3 separate regions of the Homo sapiens genome follow, and regions 1 and 3 are each linked to region 2. A link is a loop called in an ENCODE intact Hi-C map of the cell type or tissue named here. Cell type or tissue: B cell. All regions are shown on one strand.

Region 1 (8,000 bases), 760 kb after region 2:
AAGGCTGGAGGTGAGACATGCTAGTGGCAATATTGCTCTTTACTGCACTGAGATGTTTGTGTAAAGTCAAACATAAATCTGGCCTATGTGCACATCAAGGCACAGCACCTTTCCTTAAACTTATTTATGACACAGAGTCCTTTGCTCACATGTTTTCCTGCTGACCCTCTCCCCACCATTACCCTATAGTCCTGCCACATCCCCTTCACCGAGATGGTAGAGACAGTGATCAATAAATACTGAGGGAACTCAGAGACTGGTGCCGGTGCAGGTCCTCCATATGCTGAGCGCTGGTCCCCCGGGCCCACTTTTCTTCCTCTATACTTTGTCTCTGTGTCTTATTTTTTTTTCTCAGTCTCTCATTTCCACCTTTCGAGAAATACCCACAGGTGTGGAGGGGCAGGCCCCCTTCAAGCACAGCCACAAGGTGGAAAAAGACTTATGGATAGAAAAAGCAAAATGACATACAGAAAATGGCAGTGAGGTACAGAAACAGCCAGATTGATTACAGCTTGGGGTTTGCCTTATTTGAACATGGTTTGAACAGTTGACATCCTTTTATTGGCCAAACCACAGTGGTTGGTACAAGAATGGGTACAGTCTATTTACATGTCCAGTTAGTTTTCAGTTTACTATGTAAAACAAAAAACAACTATTGACTAAAATTAAACAGGAAAGGGAGCAGCTTTAGGGTATAATTAATTTAACAATTTCTCCCTATTGGTCATCTTCTCAATTTTGAGAGATAGAACAATTTTTTTTTTCTTTTTGAGACAGAGTTTCGCTCTGTCACCCAGTGGCATGATCTCGGCTCACTGCAACCTCTGCCTTCCGGGTTCAAGCAATTCTCCTGCCTCAGCCACTTGAGTAGCTGGGACGATAGGTGTGCGCCACCATGCCCGGCTAATTTTTGTATTTTTAGTAGAGACCGGGTTTCACCATGTTGCCCAGGCTGGTCTTGAACTCCTGACCTCAGGTGATCTGCCTGCCTCGGCCTCCCAAAGTGCCGGGATTACAGGCGTGAGCCACTGAGCCCAGCCCACTGCTGTATCTTTAACTTTTCCCAAGGATTTGTGATTCCACTCTGGTTCTCCCCAGGTCCCTCACCCTGCCTATCTTCACTCCCTCACTGTGTGTTAGGCAGGTCTGGTTAGAATGGGGAGAATAATACATTCAGAGTCTGGCCTCCAAGGTATTCCCATCTGGGGTGCAGGGAGTAGGCAGGCAAGTCAGAGTCTGTGGTGGTACTTTTTGCTGGGTCTGAGGGCAGGAAGGCCAGGGCTGGACACATGAATATCTGGGGAACAACCAATGCTGATTCCTTCCCCCCGCCCAGAGTTACAACCAGGCCAGGCCAATCATCACGATTAATAAAACCACTGCAGCTCTCATTCTGCACAAAACTAAAGTGTACCCCAACCCCCAGCCCTACCACAGATCTCCAACTTCCCATCCCAGAACACAGGAAGCCCTCCATTGTTTTGACCTAAAGCCTGGACTTTAAGCCAGGTTGGGCCTGGGGATGGTGGCAGCAAAAGCAGCAGCCACAATGTCAAACATACAAATGATCTGAGAAATCTCATCTGCACGTCATTGAGTCAGAACTGACCTAGAGTTGTATACAAGTTAAGAATGACAGATCTATACCCTCATGGGCATGGACACCTTCCACACTTGCTGGGGAGAATGAGAGGCACCTGTTTCCCAGCTGCAATCTGATGTCCACATACACCCATTCACGTGTCTTCATTTAGGTCTCTGCATTGTATATTCATTGAACCAATGCAAATACATCTTCTGTGGGAGGGCATCATTTAGTGCAGCACCACCCCCCACTTGTTCTGCGGGGCAGTCAGGAGGGATCTGGTCAGCTCTTAATTCCCTCCCCCTTTCCAGCACTCATATCCAGCAGCACCATCTCAGGATTTTTGTTTTGTTTTCTTTTCTTTTCTTTTCTTTTTTTTGAGACGCAGTCTCGCCCTATAGCCAGGCTGGAGTGCAATGGCACGATCTCAGCTCACTGCAACCTCTGACTCCCTGGTTCAAGTGATTCTCCTGCCTCAGCCTCCCCAGTAGCTGGGATTACAGGCGCACACCACCACACCCAGCTAATTTTTGTGTTTTTAATAGAGATGGGGTTTCACCATGTTGGCCAGAATGGTCTGGATCTCCTGACCTCGTGATCCGCCCGCCTCAGCCTCCCAAAGTGCTGGGTTTTTTCTGCATTATCAAAATGATTAAAAAGTTGTTTTAAAATGTCCAAATGGGGCTGGGCGCGGTGGCTCACGCCTGTAATCCCAGCACTTTGAGAGGCCGAGGCGGGCGGATCACGAGGTCAAGAGATCGAGATCATCCTGGCTAACACAGTGAAACCCTGTCTCTACTAAAAATACAAAAAAAAAAAAAAAAAAAAAAAAAAAAAAAAAAAAAAAAAAAAAAAAAAAATTAGCCAAGCGTGGTGGCGGGCGCCTGTAGTCCCAGGTACTTGGAAGGCTGAGGCAGGGGAATGGCCTGAACCCGGGAGGCGGAGCTTGCAGTGAGCCGAGATCGTGCCACTGCACTCCAGCCTGGGAGACAGAGCGATACTCCGTCTCAAAAAAAAAGTCCAAATGGGCCGGGAACGGTGGCTCACGCCTGTAATCTCAGCACTTTGGGAGGCTGAGGGGGGCAAATCACCTGAGGTCAGGAGTTCGAGATCAGCCTGGCCAACACGGCAAAACCCTGTCTCTACTAAAAATGCAAAAAGTAGCCGGGCGTGGTGGCATGCGCCTGTAATCCCAGTTACTCGGAAGGCTGAGGCAGGAGAATCGCTTGAACCCGGGAGGCGGAGGTTGCAGTGAGCCAAGATTGCACCATTGCACTCCAGCCTGGGCAATAAGAGCGAAACTAGGTACAAAAAAAAAAAAAAGTCCAAATGTTTTTTTCTTACCCTTAAGTAGTAAATAAGATGCATTATACAAGCAAACCCAGGTAAGGGAAAGAGCAAGTGCATTTCAAGTCTCAGCTCACTTCTTTATTAGCTGTAATTCCCTGTGCACCTTACCCTACCTACTTTAGCCTGTTTTCCTGTCAGTAAAATGCACTAATGCTGAGAGGAGGGGGTTGGTATGGAGAGAGAGTGCTGGTGCTTTATCCAATCAGTGGCGCTAGCGCAGGAACCGCCCAGTTGGAGAGGAGGGCGTGGCTTCCGGCATTTGGTGGGGCCTTTGTATCTCACTCCCGCCACAGCTTGGGATCGGTCTCTGCTGTTTTACGTCCTCCACCTCGGGAGCCCCCGGTGACTGTCACAGCCTCTTGCCCTGTGATCTGCAGGTTCTGGGAGACGCACAGCTAAGATGCCAGGACATCCTGGAAGCTGGGAAAAGGTGAGTGTGCGGGGCTGGGCATCCCGAGAGGGGAGAGCGAGCTGTGAAACCGGCGGGACCGGCCTCCCCACAGTCCGCTCCCGGGTCGCCAACCTGAGTCTCCGCTGGCGGAGCTCCGCCCCAGACCCCTCTCGCCGTAAGATGGCGGCTGGGCCCGCAGCCGGGACCCCGGCGTCCCGCCCGGACCCTGCGGCGCCGTGTCTGGAGCTCCCTGGGCAGCTCTGCACGCAGCGCCGAGTATTTCCCGGATTGTTCAGGGATGCCAGGCGGGTCATTAGGGCAGAATTCCGACTCGTGTGTGCGTAGAAGGAGCTGTGGCAGGTGAGACTCCCAGTCTCTTGTTAAACATGTTTGTTTGTTTGAGACGGAGTCTTGCTTTGTTGCCCAGGCTGGAGTGCAGTGGCGTGATCACTGCAACCTCTGCCTCTCAGGCTCAAGCGATTCCCGTGCCTCAGCGCCCCCCCCCCCGGCCCCCGAGAAGCTGGGATTACAGACCTGCGCCACTACGCCTGGCAAATTTTTGTATTTCTAGTAGAGAAGTGGTTTCACCATGGTGGAAGGTGGTCTGGAACTCCTGGCCTCAAGTGATACGCCCGCCATGGCCTCCCAAAGTGCTAAGATTACAAGCATGAGCCACCGCGCCCAGCCGCTTCTATTAAATATTAAAGGGAGTCAATGTTAAAACGTTAACGAGTTTATTTGAGCAGTGATTGGTGAAATGGAAAACACCCAGCCATAATATGTGGCCCACCTGAGAGACATAAAGGAAAGGGTTTTATAAAGGGCGTGTGAGAAGGCAAACCAAATTGGAGAATTGGTTACAGTTATGTAGTCACCTTATTTGTATGATTCAGGTGGAAATTTCCTGGTTATGTAATCAGAGGTTAATTGCAGGTTTATGATTGGTTAAGCCTGAATTTTGTTTCTGCCTAAAATAGTAATTTATAAGAAGTGAATTTGAGTTAGGTTTTTCATTTTTTACTTATGAACACAGGGCACTAGAGCCACTTCAGTCTAATTTCCTGCTTTTTAGTTATCTCAACACTCCACAGGACTGGTTTACCTCTGTGACTTCCTAATGTATGGCAAGCAGGACTTCAAATCCACCTTTTCTCCTAGCTTAACTCAGGCTTGCAGTAAAATTATAAATGTCCGCTTTCATTCCTACATTCTCAAATGTAGGAAATGAGGACAGCTTCCTCTCTCCAATTTACAACACTATCAACTATTTGTCCTTTATTGTACATTTCAAACACAGTGTTTTAATTGTTAATCATGTTTTTACACAGCAGTGAATGGCAGGTTTTTAAAGATTTGTTTTCTGTCTGTAAACATTTTTTTTTTTTTTTGAGGCAGTTTCACTCTCGTTGCCCAGGCTGGAGTGCAATGGCGTGATCTCAGCTCACTACAACCTCCACCTCCCAGGTTCAAGGGATTCTCCTGCCTCAGCCTCCCAAGTAGGTGGGATTACAGGCTTCTGCCACCATGACTGGCTAATTTTTGTATTTTTAGTAGAGACAGGCTTTTGTCTTGTTTGCCAGGCAGGTCTCGAACTCCTGACCTCAGGTGATCCACCCGCCTCAGCCTCCCAAGTCTGTAAACATTTTACGTGAGAAAAAAGTAGAAAATAATCCTCTGAAATTCCACTGGGAAAAAAAAAAATCTGTGCCTCTCTTCCTTTTATCTTTTCTAGGCACACACACCTTAGTAAATCTTTGGGTTGAAGCTTTGCTTTGGAGAAATTACAGAGCCCTTTACAGCAGCCCTCCAGTCTTTTTTTGGTCATGAGTTTCAGAATGGTCTGGGATAATCCAAGATACCCACAGTGGCCATATCTCTTGGAGTGTCTAATGAATATCATCCCCTGGGTCATCTCTTGGAGAACAGCCTGAGGAGTAAGAGTGTAGCCTCTCAGAAGAGCAGCTGGATGGCCTAGGCCTGTGGAAAATTTTCTTGTATACTATTTGTCTAAAAAGCTAACCTCTTAGAAAATTAAAATTATTTTTTCACAAAGGAACCCTTATGAACTGTTGGTGGGAGTGTAAATTAGTTCAACCATTATGGAAGACAGTGTGACAACTCCTCAAAGACCTAAAGACAGAAATACCATTTGACCCAGCAATCCATTATTGGGTATTTACCCAAAGCAATGTGAATCATTCTATTATAAAGACTCATGCATGCGTATGTGCACTGCAGCACAATTCACAATAGCAAAGACATGGAATCAACCTAAATGCCTATCAGTGATAGACTGGATAAAGAAAATGTTGTACATATACACCATGCCACTGTGCACCCATACAAAAAATGAGATCATATCTTTTGCAGGAACGTGGACAGAGCTGTAAGCCATTATTCTTAGGAAACTAACACAGGAATAGAAAACTACCGCATGTTCTCACTTACAAGTGGGAGTTAAGTGATGGGAACACATGGACCCATAGAGGGGAACAACACATACTGGGGCCTATCGGACGTGGGAGAGGATCAGGAAAAATAACTAATGGGTAGTAGGCTTAATACTTGGGTGGTGAAATAATCTGCACAAAAAATCGCCATGACACACATTTATCTATGTAAAAAATTTGCACATGTACCCTTGAACTTAAAAGAATTTGGTAGCTTTTCCAATAATTCCCTGACAGGGATTTTGCTTGTATATGATACCTATTATGTATAAGACATTTTGATTACACAGATGAACAGGGTTCAACATACCTGCCCTGTAGGAGTTTATAGTTCATTAGCATGGATAGATGTGTAAATGATTAATTTATTCTGGAGAATAATACTTGCACATAAAAAGACATAAGGTATTGAGCTGAATGGTAATAGTGATCAATTGTGCCACTGACATAGAGGGAAAATCAGAGCTTTATAAAGGAGGTGACATTTGAGTGGGTGTCAGGGTTTAATAGAACTTTTTGTGTTAATGCTGCTGGTGCAGAGTATACCTTTTTTTTTTTTTTTGAGACAGAATCCCGCTCTGTTGCCCAGGCTGGAGTGCAGTGGTGCGATCTCGGCTCACTGCAACCTCAGCCTCCCAGATTCAAGTGATGCTCCCACCTCAGCTTCCCAAGTAGCTGGGATTACAGGCATGAGCCACTGCACCCAGTCCCAGAGTAAAAAATTATTTCCAGCCTGGCCAACATGGTGAAACCCTGTCTCTACTAAAAATACAAAAAATTAGCTGGGCGTTGTGGCATGTGCCTGTAATCCCAGATACTCAGGAGGCTGAGGCAGGAGAATTGCTTGAACCCGGGAGGCAGAGGTTGCAGTGAGCCAAGATCACCACTGCACTCCTGCCTGGGCAATAGAACAAGACTCCATCTCAAAAAATAAAACAAAACAAAAAAAAGCCTGGGCGTGGTGGCTCATGCCTGTAATCCCAGCACTTTGGGAGGTTGGAGGTGGACGGATCACAAAGTCAGGAGTTTAAGAGCAGCCTAGCCAATATGGTGAAACCCTGTGTCTACTAAAAATACAAAAATTCGCTGGGCGTGGTGGCGGGCACCTGTAGTTCCAGCTACCCGGGAGGCTGAGGCAGGAGAATCGCTTGAACCTGGGAGGCGGAGGTTGCAGTGAGCTGAGATCATGCCACTGCACTCCAGCCTGGGTGACAGAGCGAGACTCTGTCTCAAAAAAAATTATTAAAAATAAAATGTTACCCGTTGACTCTGAAATATATTGAGGGGTCTTCCCTGATGACATAAAAATGAACAAGTGTGTAAACAGTTAAAAAGTTTCTTCTCAACCTATTTTTTTTTTTTTTTTTTTTAGATGGAGTTTCACTCTTGTTGCCCAGGCTGGAGTGCATTATCCCAATCTCGGCTTACTACAACCTCCGCCTCCCAGGTTCAAGTGATTCTCCTACCTCAGCCTCCTGAGTAGCTGGGATTACAAGCACCTGCCACCACACCCGGCTAATTTTTTGTATTTTTAGTAGAGATGGGGTTTCATCATGTTGGCCAGGCTGGTCTCGAACTCCTGACCTCAGGCGATCCACCCACTTCCCAAAGTGCAGGGATTACAGGTGTGAGCCACCACGCCCGGCCTCTCAACCTATCAACCTAATTTTTATTCTTAGTAGACACGTTGGTGGTGAGCCAATCAGATGTTGTTATTGATGAGAAAAAGCAGAAATGATTTCTGTTGATTCTTGAAATAAAATTTTTTCCAAAGGACAAGAAGCTCCCATCCCAGTAAGGCAATGCAAGAACCTGAAGCAAAATGCACCTGAGGCTTACAGTGGGGTACAGTACAGTGTCTCCTGGGAAGGTGGTCACTAATTTAATGGGCAGGGTGGGGATGGGAGAATGTTTTGAGTGATATTATGGTCTGACTTGACAGTGGAGTCAGACATGTTTGTGTTCCAATCAGCACTGCCACTTCCTGAGTTTGTCACCTTGGAAAGATTTTTTCACTTATTTTGATTTCAGTTTTTTAATAACTGTAAGTTACATTTCATCAAAAGAGCTTAAATGATGTTTAAAAAGTCAAAGACTTTGAAAGGTATATTTCAGAAAAATCTAGTCATATATGTTATTTGTTACAGATTCTTATTTACCTTTATCTTCCCCAGAGTGAATGTAGTAAGTTTCTCATGTCTGTTTTTTCTGGTTGCATGATTTT
Region 2 (8,000 bases):
CCACAACACTGCCACCACTGCAGATCCCAGTCACAATTCCTAGGGTCTCATCTATACTTCTGAGCCAGTTCCTATAAACTGGGGGCTCTCATAATCTTCTCAAGTTAAATAATGATACAGCTACTCACAGAACTTAGCAAAACATTATAGTTGCAGCCAGGCGCGGTGGCTCACACTTGTAATCCCAGCACTTTGGGAGGCCGAGGCGGGTGGATCACAAGATCAGGAGATCAAGACCACGGTGAAACCGCGTCTCTACTAAAAATACAAAAAAAAAAAATTTAGCCGAGCATGGTGGCAGGCGCCTATAGTCCCAGCTACTCGGAGAGGCTGAGGCAGGAGAAAGGTGTGAACCCAGGAGGCGGAGCTCGCAGTGAGCCAAGATCGCGCCACTGCACTCCAGCCTGGGCGACAGAGTGAGCCTCCATCTCAAAAAAACAAAACAAAACAAAACAAAACAAAAGCATTATACTTGCATTTACCAGTTTGTTATAAAACACACAAGTCAGGAAAAGCTAAATGTAAGAAACATACAGGGCAAGGAAAACTCATGGTGGAAGATGAAGTGGGCAGGTAAGAGCAGTGATTAAAGAAATTCCTGAACTTTTGTGTTTTCAAGAGCATCTTATTGCAAAGAAACACCCTTCCTATTTTTGATATTATGAAGCCACAGACTGTCTAAATTGCTATTTTTTTGCCTTATAAACAATTAATACATTCGTCTTCAGTAGTTAGAACAAAATACCTGTTAATCAAACTTTGCTTAGGTTTCTTTCTTTCCTCAGGCTCCCAAATTTTGACCCAACCACAACCCCTCTTTATGTTCCTCTTTTTTCTTTGAGACCGAGTCTCGCTCTGTCACCAGGCTAGAGTGCAGTGGTGCAATCTCGGCTCACTGCAACCTCCACCTCCCAGATTCAAGTTATTCTCCTGCCTCAGCTTCCCGAATAGCTGGGAATACAGCGTGCCACCAAGCCCGGCTAATTTTTTGTATTTTTATATTAAAAATACCGCACTCGGCCTATGTTCCTCAAAAACAGGCTGACTTGGCCGGGTGTGGTGGCTCATGCCTATAATCCCAGCACTTTGGGAGGCTGAGGAGGGTGGATCACCTGAGGTCAGGAGTTTTGGACCAGCCTGGCCAACATGGTGAAACCCCGCCTATACTAAAAATACAAAACATTAGCCAGGCATGGTGGTGCGCCTGTAATCCCAGCTACCTGAGAGGCTGAGGTGGGAGAATTGTTCCAACCTGGGAGGCGGAGGCTGCAGTGAGCGGAGATCACGCCAGTGCCCGCCTGCCTAGGCAACAGAGCGAGACTCCATCTCACAAAAAACAAACAACAACAAAAAAACCAGGCTGACTTCTGGGTAAAATATTCCCTAATCTAGCATCTGCTTTCACCATGTTCTATCCCTCCCTCCCCTTCCCACTTTTTTTCTGACCTTCTTTTCTTCTTATGAAAGAAAGTCCTTTTCTCTCTAACCTTTAAAATTCTCCAATATCTTATAGCTGGTGCTTTCCCCTTGCTGCAATACTCCTTTAAAATTAAGTAACTTCATGCTGCGCATGACGGCAGGTGCCTGTAATCCCAGCTACTCGGGAGGCTGAGGCAAGAGAATCGCTTGAACCCGGGAGGCGGAGGCTGCAGTGAGCCAAGATCGCACCACTGCACTCCAGCCTGGGCGACTGAGGGCAACTCCGTCTCAAAAAAAAAAAAAAAAGTAACTTCTTGCCAGGCACAGTGGCTCACACCTGTAATTCCAGCACTTTGGAAGGCCGAGGTGGGTGGATTACCTCTTGTCCAGAGTTGGAGAACAGCCTGGCCAAAATGGTGAAACCCCGCAAAAATTAGCTGGGCGTCGGGTCGCCTGCTTGTAGTCCCAGGTACTAGGGAGCCTGGAGGATCGCTTGAATCTGGGAGACAGAGGTTGCAGTGTGCCGAGATCGTGCCACTGTACTACAGCCTGGGTGACAGAATGAGACTCTGGCACAAAAGAAAAAAAAAAAAAAAAAAAAAACCCACTTACCTAAATCTAAATTTGTCATATATCACAAAATCTAGAAACAACCTCAGAACAATAACTCTATTCCCAGAAAAAGCCTCCCAACCCCATTTTTGTGCCAACCCCAACTGCATCTGCCTGTGGATGTATAGATTTTCAGGGCTCTGCAGCTTCTCTAAGCATAAAGGTTCTGTCCATGGCTATTGTGAGCAGGCTGGGACATCTGCAGGAGAGGCTCCGCCGGCAGAACTAAACTATCCTTAGCTTGAGTCACTGAGTTCAGGCTTCTATTTCCCGGTCAGGCCGAGGCGGGCGGATCACTTGAGTTCCAGACCAGCTTCCACCATGGCAAAACCACTTCTCTACTAGAAATACAAAACTAGCCAGGCGTGGTGGCGCAGGTATGTAATCCCAGCTTTTCGGAGGGCTGAGGCACGAGAATCGCTTGAGTCTAGGAGGCGAAGGTTGCAGTGATCGTGCCACTGCACTCCAGCCTGGGCGACAGGGCAAGACTCCGTCTCAAACAAACAAAATGTTTAAGAAAAGAGACTCGGGAGCCCCACCTGCCGCAGCTCCTGCCACGCACACACCAAGTCAGGATTCCGCCCTGATGATCCGCCTGGCATCCCTGAACAATCTGGGAAATACTCGGGGCTGCATGCAGAGCTGCCCAGGGAGCTCCAGACTGGGCGCCGCAGGGACGGGGCTGAACGCGGGGATCCCGGCTGCGGGCCCAGCCGCCATCTTGCGGCCAGAGGGGCCTGGGGCTGAACTGCGCCAGCAGGGACCTCAGGTCGGAAACCCGGGAGCGGTGACGAAGGCAGTCCCGCCGGTTTCACAGCCCGCTCTCTCCTTTCGGGATGCCCAACCCCGCACACTCACCCTTTCCCAGCTTCCAGGATGTCCTGACATCTTAGCTGTGCGTCTCTCCGGACCTGCAGATCACAGGGCAACAGAGGCCGTCACAGAGTCCCCAGGGGCTCCCGAGGTGGAGAATGCAGAAGAGCAGAGACGGATTCCAAGCTCTGGTGGGAGCGAGAGACAAAGGCCCAGCCAAATGCCGGAAACCATGCACTCCTCTTCAACTGCGCGCTTGATTGGGCGGTTGCCGCTCCAGCGCCAAGGATTGGATAAGGACCGGCACTCTCCCCATACCACTCCCACCCCCACCCCCTGCCCCCGCCCCGTTCAGCATTAGTGCGTTTTATGAACAGAAAAACAGGCTAAAGTAGGTAGGGTAAAATGCACAGGGAATTACAGCTAATTAAGAAGTGAGCTGAGACTTGAAATGCACTTGCTCTTTCCCTTACCTGGGTCTGCTTGTATAATGCATCTTATTTGCTACTTAAGGGTAAGAAAAGATCATTTGGATTTTTTTTTTTTTTGAGACCGAGTTTCACTCTTATTGCCCAGGCTGGAGTGCAATGGTGCGATCTTGGCTTACTGCAACCTCCGCCTCCCGGGTTCAAATGATTCTCCTGCCTCAACTTCCCAAGTAGCTGGGATTACAGGCGTATGCCACCACGCCCGACTACTTTTGTATTTTTAGTAGAGACAGGGTTTCACCATGTTGCCCAGGCTGGTCTCGAACTCCTGACGCCACACTGGTCTGAACTCCTGACCGCCCGCCAGAGCCTCCCAAAGTGCTGAGATTACAGGCGTGAGCCACCGCGACCCGCCCATTTGGACATTTTTTTTTAACAACTTTTCAATCATTTTGATAATGCAGGAAAGATCTTCATCCCATCCCTGAGCCCCTTTCTAACCATGCTGTACCACACTGCTGACCATATCGTGGGATGTCCATTTGGAATGGGGCTGGGGTCGGGGGCAGCAGAGGCTGAGAATGGTTAAGCAAGAATTATGTTACCCAAATTTGTTCATCTTAGACAGGCTCCTCTATCGTTCCGTGTGAAGTGGCTATTCCAGGGTAATCATGCCCTGACTGCACTGCATCTCAGTCTGACTTCTCTTTTTTAAAATTACTGGATTACTCTCACTAACAGGGTATTTCATCTTCCATTTGAAAATGGCCAACAGTCCTTTGTCGGTTGTCCTGATTTGATTTGCTAGTTTAGACCCTGGAGGTAGAGGTTAGGAAATATTGGGCCACATCAGAATACCTTATTCTCACTTAGAGGATATATAGGAATTTCTTAATATCTAACAGTTTTCTCAATAGCCATTATATTTAACAATGATAGCTTACAGGGCAGAAAGGGGACACAGATGACACAACCTCAGAAATTTAATTTGGTCATAAGTTTTTTTTGTTTTGCTTTGTTTTTGGAGACAAGGTCTCACTCTGGTGCCCAGGCTGGAGTGCAGTGGTACAACCATAGCTCATAATTCGGTTGTAATGGTTCTTTTAAAAATGTTTTTGGCTGGGTTTGATGGCAAACACCTGTAATCCAAACACTTTGGAAAGCCATGGTGGAATGATTGCTTAAGCCCAGGAGCTCAAGACCAGTCTGGGCAGCATAGTGAGGCTCAGTTTCTAGAATAATTTTAAAAATTGGCCTTGTGTGATGTTGCATGCCTACAGTCCCAGCTACTTGAGAGGCTGAGGTGGAAGGATCACTGGAGATTGAGGCTGAAGTGACCCATCATTCGGCCACTGCACTCCAGCCTGGGTGACAGAGTGAGACCTGTATGTGTACACACACACACAAACATATATATACATACACCCACAGACACACATATATATGTGTGTGTGTCTATATATATATATATATATATATATATATATATATATACTCAAAATAATATGTATGTTGAAAGAAATTCAAGCACAGAAGAAAAGTGAAAGACCATGGTGGGGAATGTGATAAAAGGTGAGTGTGGCTCCTACAGCTCAGTTTCCATCTTAAGGAACTGCCCTCCCACACTGAAACCACAACCCAGCACATGCCAATTCTCACACTATTTATACTTTGCCCAAAGGCAACAGAAGGAGGTCAACATCATCATTTGTGCCATGGAAGTCTATTCCCCACTGAGACCTTTTAAAAATGTTACTGTCTTAAGCCCTCTTCCTTCCAATAAAGCCTATACAAATACATACATACAAGCCTGAAAGTACTATAAATAAAATATCAGGGGTTTTTTTTTGGCCAGAAGCGGTGGCTCATGCCTGCAATCTCAGCACTTTGGGAGGCCGAGGCGGGCAGATCACCTGAGGTCGGGAGTTCGAGGCCAGCCTGGCCAACATGGAGAAACTCCTTCTCTACTAAAAATACAAAATTGGCTGGGCATGGTGGCACATGCCTATAATCCCAGCTATTCAGGAGGCTGAGGCAGGAGAATTGCTTGAGCTCAGGAGACAGAGGTTGCAGTGAACTGAGATGGTGCCACTGCACTCCAGCCTGGGTAACAAGAGCAAAACTCTGTCTCAAAAAAAAAAAAAAAATCAGGTTTTTAAAATCCCATAAATAAACGAGTAAACACAAAAACAGCCATTTTGATTGAGGAGAGAGTGGGATGGAGGGGGTCAGGAGGCTGCTCGCAACACCTCTGGGCCCCATGTGGAGGAAGGGATGGAGTCTAGGAAGACCCTGGCTAGTCACTTGTTCTGACTGGGCTTTCCCCTAGCTCCACACTTTGTTAACCATTTCCTGGGAAGAGCTTAGGAACCTCTTGTGCCCTAGTGAGGAAAGGCCTCCCCTCACAGGGTATTGGCGAGGAGGCATTCTGAGACTCTGTGAGAAGCTAGCCCAGTGCTTGACAAGTACCTGTGGAAACTGTCATCCTCTGTAACTATCATGTGGCCTTGGAGTGTTCAGATGGCCTGGCCTGGGGCTTGGCGGAGATGTTTGAGGGTCAGCTGCTTTAGGCTCCCACTTTCTCCTCAATCAAAGTGGCTGTTTTTGTGTTTGTTTGTTTATTTTTGGTTTTTAAAATCCTGATATATAAATAGAAATTGCAGCCGGAGGTGCCGAGGCTCAGGGTCGAGAGCTGTGCACTTGGACTTGCTTGCTGGCCTGTGGCCAGGTGAACTCTGGGTGTGAGATGGTTCCCACCATGGATCTACAATCCCCCCCACCTCTCCCCAGGCCCTGAGTAACCAACACAAGGCGGTGCTAAAGAGCAGGTGAGTGATGGGCATCAACCCCCATCCAGGAAGATGTGAATGCTATCTGGGCTGGGGCTGAGCCTGTCGTACCATGCCTGCTTCCTCATGCTGTTCATGTTTAAAAAAAAAAATTCCTGAGATGGCGCTGCTGGATATGAGTGCTGGAAAGGGGGAGGCACCTTTGTCCTAGGGAATTAGGAGCTGACCAGATCCCTCCTGACTGTCCCCCAGAACAAGTGGGGAGTGGTGTTGCACTAAATGGTGCCCCCCAAATATGTATTTGCACTGGCTCACTGAATACACAATACAGAGGCCTAAATGTAAACACGTGAATGGTGTATGTGGACATCAGCCTGCAGCTGGGAAACAGGTGCCTCTCATTCTCCCCAGCAAGTGTGGAATGTGTCCATGCCCATGAGTATATAGATCTGCCCTTCTTAACTTGTATACAACTCCAGGTCTGTTCTGAGTGAATGACGTGCAGATGAGATTTCTCAAGTCATTGGTATATTTGACACTGTGGCTGCTGCTTTTGCTGCCACTACCCCCAGGCCCAACCTGGCTTAAAGTCCAGGCTTTAGGTCAAAAAGATGGAGGGCTTCCTGTGTTCTGGGATAGGAAGTTGAAGATCTGTGGTAGGACTGGGGGTTGGGATACACTTTAGTTTTATGCAGGATGTGAGCTGCAGTGGTTTTATTAATTGTGATTGTCCTGGCCTCATTGTAGCTCCGGGTGGGGAGAAGGAATTAGCAGTGGTGTTTCCCCAGATATCCATGTGCCCAGCCCTGGCCTTCCTGCCCTCAGGCCCAGAAGTAAGCACCACCATAGACTTTGACTTGCCTCTCTACTCCCTGTACCCCAGATGGGAATACCTTGAAGGCTACAATCTGAATGTATTATTCTCCCCATTTTAACCAGACCTGCCTAACACACAATGAGGGAGTGAGGGTAGGATGGGTGGGAGACCTGGGGAGAACCACAGTGGAATCATAAAAGTTAAAGGTGCAGAAGTGGTGGTAACCTCTCCATGAAGCCCAGCTCCCTACCTGATTCTTGCCACACAGTCCCTCCTACAGACACCGGCTCTGGGGGTGGTTGGGGATCCCTATAGACCCGGGCTGTTCTCTGTCCCCACCTGCCTGTGCTCCTTCTCTGTTTTTGTTGTTGCTATTGTTGTTGTTGTTTGTTTTGTTTTGTTTTTCAGATGGCAGTTTCATTCTTGTTGCCCTGGCTGGAGTGCAATGGCACGATTTCAGCTCACTGCAACTTCTACTTCCTGGGTTCAAATGATTCTCCTGCCTCAGCCTCCCAAGTAGCTGGGATTACAGGTGCTCACCACCACACATGGCTAATTTTTGTGTTTTTAGTAGAGAAGGGGTTTCGCCTTGTTGACCAGGCTCGTCTCAAACTCCTGACCTCAGGTGATATGCCTGCTTCAGCCTCCCAAAGTGCTGAGATTACAGCCATGAGCCACCACACCCGGCCCCTGTGCTCCTTCTCTTTGCCTGCTGTCAGGGCCCTAACATGGAGGAGGAGGCAGGTCCTCAGCCTCAGGTATAGCTGAATGTCTTTTGGAGTGTTTGAAGCATGATTTATGTCTTAGAAATTCTAAAAAGTAAAATGAATTCCAATAGTAATGTCTGTTAGTTTTCCTGAGCCAACTGGAAGAAAAGGATTTTTCACCTGAAATTTTTAAATGACACCCAAGGATAGCCACCAGTGTCTTGGCCATGGAAACCTCCTACGTGCTTCCCGCCCCCAGTTTGATTTGCAGCCTCATGATTGTGTTGCCCTGAACATACTTTCCTCTGATGAGTATGGTTCACACAGTTAACACCACTTCATGAGTTGGGGGCATCATGTAGAGATGAGAATGGATTGCCTTTAGTTACCATTGTGCCTGTTTGTCACCTGAGAG
Region 3 (8,000 bases), 270 kb after region 2:
CTCTCAATATATTTCAGAGTCAAGAGGTAAAATTTTTTTAAAATAATTTTTTAAAGGGTACACTCTGAGGCTGGGCACAGTGGCTCATGCCTATAATCCCAGCTACTCGGGAGGCTGCGGTGGGAGAATCACTCGAACCTGGGAAGTGGAGGTTGTAGTGAGCCGAGACTGCACCACTGCACTCTAGCCTGGGAAAGAGAGTGAGACTCCATCTCAAAAAAAAAAAAAAAAAAAAAAAAAAAGGAAATGAAATATCCGCACCAGCAACATTAATACAAAAAGTTCTATTAAACAATGACACCCACTCAAATGTCACCTCTTCTATAAAGCCCTCCTTGATATTCCCACTGCTATGTTAGTGGCAGAATTGATCACTATTACCTTACAGCTCAATACCTTATGTCTTTTTATGTACAAGTATTATTCTCCAGAATAAATTAATTTTTTACACACCTATCCATGCTAATGAACTATAAACTCCTACACGGCAGGTATGTTGAACCCTGTTCATCTGTGTAATCCAAATTTCTGATACATAATAGGTGTCATACACACATAAAATCAAAACGCTATCAGGGAATTATTGGAAAAGCTAACAAATTATTTTTTTAACTTTTAAGTTCAAGGGTACATTGCAAATTTTTTACATAGGTAAATTTGTGTCATGGGGGTTTGTTGTGCAGATTACTTCATCGCCCAGGTATTAAGCCTACTACCCATAAGTTATTTTTCCTGATCCTCTCCCTCCTCCAATAGGCTCTAGTATGTGTTGTTCCCCTCTACGGGTCTATGTGTTCCCATTATTTAACTCCCACTTATAATGAGAACATGTGGTATTTAGTTTTCTATTCCTGTGTTAGTTTGCTAAGAATAATGGCTTACAGTTCCATCCACATTCCTGCAATGGACATAATCTCATTTTTTTTTTATAGATGCACAGTACTCCATGTTTTATATGTACATTTTCTTTATCCAGTCTATCACTGATAGGCATTTAGGTTGATTCCATGTCTTTGCTATCGTGAAGTGTGCTGCGGTGCACATACGCATGCATGTGCCTTTATAATAGAATAATTCATATTGCTTTGGGTAAATACCCAATAATGGATTGCTGGGTCAAATGGTATTCCTGTCTTGAGGTCTTCAGGGAGTTCCCACCATGTCTTCCATAATGGTTGAACTAATTTACACTCCCACCAACAGTGTAGAAGCATTCCTTTGTGAAAAAATAATTTTAATTTTCTAAGAGGTTAGCTTTTTAGACAAATAGTATACAAGGAAATTTTCCACAGGCCTAGGCCATCCAGTTGCTCTTCTGAGAGGCTACACTCTTACTCCTCAGACTGTCCTCTAAGAGACGACTCAGGGGATGATACTCATTAGACACTCCAAGATATATGGCCACTGTGGGTATGTTGAGTTACCCCAGACAGTTCTGAAACTCATTACCAAGAATAGACTAAAGGGCTGCTGTAAAGGCCCTGTAATTTCTCCAAAGCAAAACTTCAACCCAAAGACGTACTAGTAGGGTGTGTGTGCCTAGGGAAGATAAAAGAAGGAGAGGCGCAGACTTTTTTTTTTTTTTAAAGTGGAGTTCCAGAGGATTATTTTCTACTTTTTTTCTCACATAAAATGTTTACAGACTTGGGAGGCTGAGGCAGATAAATCATCTGAGGTCAGGAGTTCAAGACCAGCCTGGCCAACAAGACAAAACCCACTCTCTACTCAAAATATAAAAATTAGCAGGGCACAGTGGTGGCAGCCTATAATCCCAGCTACTTGGGAGGCTGAGGCAGGAGAATCACTTGAACCTGGGAGGCAGAGGCTTCAGTGAGCTGAGATCATGCCATTGCACTCCAGCATGGGCAACAAGAATGAAACTCTGTCTCCAATAAAAAAGTGTTTACAAACAGAAAACAAATCTTTAAAAACCTGCCATCCACTGCAGTGTAAAAACATGATTAACAATTAAAACACTGTGTCTGAAATGCACAATAAAGGACAAATAGTTGATAGTGTTGTAAATTGGAGAGAGGAAGTTGTTTGTCCTCATTTCCTACATTTGAGAATGTAGGAAAGAAAGTGGAAATTTATAATTTTACTGCAAGCCTTAGTTAAGCTAGGGGAAGAGGGTAGTGGATTAGAAGAAGTCCTGCTTGCCATACATTAGGAAGTCACAGAGGAAAACCAGTCCTCCTCCTGTGGAGTGTTAAAGTAATTAAAAAGCAGGAAATTAGACTGAAGTGGCCCTAGTGCCCTGTGTTCATAAGTAAAAAATGTAAAACCTAACTCGAGTTTATATCTTATAGATTACTATTTTAGGCGGAAACAAAATTCAATCATAATTGAATTTTATTAACCAATCATAAACCTGCAATTAACCTCTGATTACATAACCAGGAAATTTCCACCTGTATCATACAAATAAGGTGACTACATAACTAACCAATTCTTGCATTTGGTTTGCCTTCTCACACGCCCTTTATAAAACCCTTTGCTTTATGTCTCTCAGGTGGGCCACATACTATGGCTGGGGTGCTTTCCATTTCACCAATCACGGCTCAAATAACCTCTTTAAGGTTTTAACCCTGACTCCCTTTAATTTTTAAGAGAAGAGGCTTGGCGCAGTGCCTCATGCTCCTCCTAATCTTAGCACTTTGGGGGGCCAAGGCTGGCGGATCACTTGAGGCCAGGAGTTCCAGACCACCTTCCGCCATGGCGAAACCACTTCTCTACTAGAAATACAAAAATTAGCCAGGCGGGGTGGCGCAGGTCTGTAATCCCAGCTTCTCGGGAGGCGGAGGCACGAGAATCACCAGAGCCTGAGAGGCGGAGGTTGCCGTGAACACGCACTGCACTTCAGCCTGGGCGACAGAGCAAGACTCCGTCTCAAACAAAATGTTTAACAAAAGACACTGGGAGCCCCATAGGCTGCAGTTCTTCCCACGCAAACACCGGGTCGGGATTCTGCTCTTATGACCCGCCTGGCATCCCTGAACAACCTGGGAAATACTCGAGGCTGCGTGAAGAGCTTGCTCAGGGGGCTCCAGACATGGCCCCGCACGGACGGGGCTGGACGCTGGGGTCCCGGCTGTGGGCCCAGCCGCCATCTTGCGGCCAGAGGGGCCTGGGACGGAGCTGCGCCAGCGGGGACTCAGGTCGGCGACCTGGGAGCGGACTGTGGAGAGGCCGGTTCTGCTGGTTTCACAGCCTGGTCTCCCTTCTCGGGTTGCCCAACCCCGCACACTCACCCTTTCCCAGGTTCCAGGATGTCCTGGCTGTGCGTCTCCCTGCAGATCATAGGTCAACAGAGGCTGTAACAGAGTCACCAGGGGCTACCGAGGTGGAGGACGCGGAACAGAAGAGACCGATCCCAAACTCTGGCGGGAGCAAGAGGTAAAGACCCCGCGGAATGTCGGAAGCCACGCCCTCCTCTCCGGCTGCGCCCCTGATTGGGCGGTTCCCGCGCCAGCGCCACTGATTGGATAAAGCAACAGCATTCTCTCCATACCACCACCCGCCCCGCTCGGCAGTAGGGCATTTTACGGACAGTAAAGGTAAGGTAACATGCACAGGGAATTACAGCTAATTAAGAAGTAAGCTGAGACATGAAATGCACTTGCTCTTTTCCTTACCTGGGTCTTGTATAATGCATCTTATTTGCTACTTAAGGGTAAGAAAGAACATTTGGACTTTTTTTTTTTTTTTTGAGACCGAGTTTCCGCCTCATTGCCCTGGCTCAAGTGCAGTGGTGCGATCTTGGCTCACTGCAACCTCCTCCTCCCAGGTTCAAATGATTTTCTTGCCTCAGCCTCCCGAGTAGCTGGGATTACAGGCGCATGCCACCACGCCCTGGTACTTTTTGTATTTTTAGTAGAGATGAGGTTTCACCATGTTGGCCAGGCTGCTCTCGAACTCCAGATCCCAGGTGTTCCGCCCGCCTCAGCCTCCCAAAGTGCTGGGATTACGGGCATGAGCCACCGCGCCCTGCCCATTTGGACATTTTTTAATCATTTTCATAATGCGGGAAAGACCTTCATCCCATCCCTGAGCGCCTCTCTCACCATGCCGTACCACACTGCTGACCACATCGTGGGATGGCCATTAGAAATAAGGCGGGGGTGGGAGGCAGCCCAGGCTGAGAATGGTTTAGAAAGAATTATGTTACCGGGCCGGGCACGGTGGCTCACGCCTGTAATCCCGGCACTTTGGGAGGCTGAGGTGGGCTGATCACGAGGTCAGGAGTTCGAGACCAGCCTGACCAACATGGTGAAACCCCGTCTCTACTAAAAATACAAAAATTAACCGGGCGTGGTGGCGCACGCCTATAATCCCAGCTACTCAGGAGGCTGAGGCAGGAGAACTGCTTGCACCCGGGAGGCAGAGGTTGCAGTGAGCCCAAATTATGCCACTGCACTCCAGCCTGGGCGATAGAGCAAGACTCCATCTCAAAAAAAAAAAAAAAGAAAGAAAGAAAGAAAGAATTACGTTACCCAAATTTGTTCATCTTAGAAAGGCTCCTCAGTCATTCCATGTGAAGTGGCTATTCCAGGGTAATTGTGCCGTGACTACGCTGCATTTCAGTTTGACTTCTCTTTTTTAAAATCACTGGATTACTCTCACTAACGGGGATATTTAATTTTCTAATTGAACATGGCCAACTGTCCTTTGTGGATGTCCTGATTTGATTTGCTAGTTTAGACCCTGGAGGTAGGGGTGAGGAAATATTGGGTCACATTAGAATACCTTATCTCACTTAGAAGATATATAGGAATTTCTTAATAATATCTAACAGTTTTCTCAATACGCATTATATTTAACAGTGATAGTTTACAGGGCAAGAAGGGGACACAGAGGACACAACCTTAGAATTTTAATTTGGTCATAAGTGTTTCTGTTTTGTTTTGTTTTTGGAGACAAGGTCTCACTCTGGTGCTCTGGCTGGAATGCAGTGGCACAACCATAGCTCATAATTTGGTTGTAACAGTTCTTTAAAAAATATTGTTGGCTGGGTTTGATGGCTAACACCTGTAATCCAAACACTTTGGAAAGCCATGGTGGAATGATTGCTTAAGCCCAGGGGTTCAAGACCAGTCTGGGCAATGTAGTGAGACTCAGTCTCTACAAAAATTTAGAAAATTGGCCTTGTGTGGAGTTGCCTGCCTATAGTCTCACCTACTCAAGAGGCTGAGGTAGAAGGATCACTGGAGGTTGAGGCTGCAGTGACCCATCATTCAGCCACTACACTTCAGCCTGGATGACAGAGTGAGACCTCTATGTGTACACACACACACACATATATATATACACACACACAAACATATATATATATACACATATATACCCTATATATATGTGTATATATATATACACACATATATTTATACACCCTATATATATAATCAAAATAATATGTATGTTTGCCAGGCATGGTAGCTTACACCTGTAATCCCTGCATTTTGGGAGGCCGAGGTGGGCAGATCACCTGAGGTCAGGAGTTCGAGACCAGCCTGCCCAAAATGGTAAAACCCCAACTCTGCTAAACATACAAAAATTAGCCCAGTGTGGTGGCACGCATCTGTAATCCCAATTATTCAGGAGGCTGAGGCAGGAGGATTGCTTGAACCTGGGAGGCAGAGGTTGCAGTGAGCCGAGACTGCACCATTGCACTCCAGCCTGGGCAACACAGCAAGACTCTGTCTTAAAAAAAAAAAAATATATATATATATATATATATGTTGAAAGAAATTTAAGCACAGAAGAAAAGTGAAAGACTATGGTGGGGAATGTGATAAAAGGTGAGTGTGGCTGCTACAGCTCGGTGAGATTTGGTTTCCATCTTAAGGAACTGCCCTCCCACACTGAAACCACAACCCAGCACATGCCAATTCTCACACTATTTATACTTTGCACAAAGACAGCAGAAGGAGGTCAACATCATCGTTCATGACATGGAAGTCTATTCCCCACTGAGACATTTTAAAAATGTTATTGTCTTAAGCCCTCTTCCTTCTAATAAAGCCTATACAAATACACCCATACAAGCCTGAAACTACTCAAAATTAAAAATCAGGCTTTTGAAATCCCATAAATAAGAAAACACAAAAACAGCCACTTTGAGGAGAGAGTGGAATGGAGGGGGTTAGGGGGCTCGCTTCACCTCCTGGCCCCATGTGGAGATAGGGATGGAGTCAAGGGAGACCCTGGGAAGTCATTTGTTCTGACTGGGTTTTCCCCCAGCTCCACACTTTGTTAACCATTTCCTGGGAAGAGCTTAGGAACCTCCTGTGCTCTAGTGAGTTAGGGCCTCCCCTCACAGGGTATTGGCAAGGAGAAATTCTGAGACTCTGTGACTGAGAAGCTAGCACAGTGCTTGACAAGTACCTATGGGAACTGTCGTCCTCTGTAACTATCATGTAGCCTTGGAGTGTTGAGATGGCCTGGCCTGGCCTGAGGCTTGGCAAAGCTGTTTGAGGGTCAGCTGCTTTAGGCTCCCACTTTCTCCTCAATCAAAGTGGCTGCTTTTGTGTCTGTTTATTTATGGTTTTAAAAACCTGATATATAGGCCGGGCGCGGTGGCTCACACCTGTAACCCCAGCACTTTGGGAGGCTGAGGCGGGCCAATCACGAGGTCAGGAGTTCAAGACCAGCCTGGCCAACATAGTGAAACCCCGTCTCTACTAAAAATGCAAAAATTAGCCGGGCATGGTGGCACGCACCTGTAGTCCCAGCTCCTCGGGAGGCTGAGGCAAGAGAATCACTTGAACCCAGGAGGCAGAGGTTGTTGTGATCTGAGATTGTGCCACTGCACTCCATCCTGGGCAACAGAGCGAGACTCCGTCTCAAAAAAAAAAAAAAAAAAACCTGATATATAAATAGAAAGTGCAGCTGGAGGTGCCGAGGCTCAGTGTCTAGGGCTGTGCTTCATGGGCTTCCTTGCTGGCATGTGGCCAGGTGAACTCTGGGTGTAAGGTGGCTCCTACCCTGGATCTACAATCCCCACCACCTCTCCCAGGCCTGAGTAACCAACACAACGCAGTGCTAAAGAGCGCGTGAGTGACGGGCATCAAGCCCATCCAGGAAGATTTGAATGCCATCTGGGCTGGGGGCTGTCGGGGTAGGGACTATGGCTGCCAGAAACCAGGACGGTCATAAAAGATGAAATATTAAAATAATTGTTATTATATATATTTTTATTTTTGAATAGCTATCTAGTATATTATTTGAAATGCATGTGACCTTACACAGAAGGTTAAAGGCAAATACCCTGTTGGGTGGGCCTGGCTTAGCTCAGGGAGGGAGCCCTGTCTGAAAACGCTGCAACTTACGTTGTTAGTCTTCATTCAGCAGAGCATCTGATCACATCTTCTGTCACTCAGGACCTGAGGGGTGGGGTTTTAATCATTATCCAGTCAGGGACGCTGGGCTGGGAACTGTCCAATCAGGCATGCAGCTGGAGCAGACAGGGCGGCTTCCGGGATTGGCGGGGCCTTTGTCTCTCCCTTCAGCCCGAGCTCCGGGTCTCGTCTTCACTGCTCTGTGTCCTCTTCTTCTAGAGGCCCAGCCTCTATGGCCCTCTGACCTGCAGGTATTGGCGATCCATAGCTAAGACGCCAGGTCCCCCGGAAACCTAGAAATGGTGAGAATGTCGGGTCCGACATCCCGAGAGAGGGGAAGGGGCTGTGGCGGGACTCAGACCTCGCCGCAGTCAGCTCCACAATTTGCGCCCTGAGTTCTCCTCGCCCAGGCGGCCTCAGTCCACTTGGACCATAAGATGGCGGCTGCGCTGACAGCCAGCCCCCCGGGCGTCCTTTCTCCTCCCTGCTCAGTGACTGTGTCCTGGCCTGCAGCTCTCTCTGGGTGGCTCTGCATCCGCAGCGCCGGGTCTCTCCCAGATTGTGCAGGGACCACGGGAGGGTCGTCAGGGGCGAATCCTGACGGGTGCCGGGTTCATGAATGGGAAGAGCTTTGGTCCGTGGCGTTCCTAGTCTCTCTTTCCT

The links. Peaks named below come from ENCODE experiments on the same cell type or tissue, not always from the same donor. Only the 100,000 strongest peaks of a DNase experiment are listed, where the experiment ranks them.
Region 1: it touches region 2 in a loop (12-fold over the local background); 7 of 110 quality-filtered maps call a loop at or near these places.
Region 3: a loop joins it to region 2, with 12 times the contacts of the local background. A loop is called at or near these places in 19 of 110 quality-filtered maps.

The regions. Positions count from the first base shown.
Region 1 is chr19:23,269,441-23,277,440 of GRCh38, reverse strand. It overlaps the pseudogene IPO5P1. Among named protein-coding and RNA genes, the nearest start is that of ZNF724, 23 kb to the right of the region's middle. RefSeq lists silencers at 3,126-3,185, 3,496-3,715. In B cell, no CTCF peak of the experiment used is centred here; DNase peaks (open chromatin) are centred at 3,170 and 3,710; H3K4me3 peaks cover 1,830 bases; H3K27ac peaks cover 1,655 bases.
Region 2 is chr19:24,028,511-24,036,510 of GRCh38, reverse strand. It overlaps a transcript of ZNF254 not described here. Among named protein-coding and RNA genes, the nearest start is that of ZNF254, 55 kb to the left of the region's middle. RefSeq lists enhancers at 2,717-2,766, 2,777-2,986. In B cell, no CTCF peak of the experiment used is centred here; DNase peaks (open chromatin) are centred at 790, 3,080 and 4,930; H3K4me3 peaks cover 2,090 bases; H3K27ac peaks cover 1,833 bases.
Region 3 is chr19:23,758,386-23,766,385 of GRCh38, reverse strand. ZNF681 (zinc finger protein 681) reads left to right here and starts at 7,495. Exons shown (of 4, transcript NM_138286.3): 1 at 7,495-7,639. The coding sequence starts at 7,637. It overlaps RPSA2 (ribosomal protein SA 2), which reads right to left and starts at 3,382. Exons shown (of 4, transcript NM_001355283.3): 1 at 3,252-3,382. RefSeq lists enhancers at 2,672-3,121, 3,020-3,661, 3,662-4,302, 7,297-7,815. In B cell, a CTCF peak has its summit at 7,970; DNase peaks (open chromatin) are centred at 2,825, 3,455 and 7,445; H3K4me3 peaks cover 2,761 bases; H3K27ac peaks cover 1,668 bases.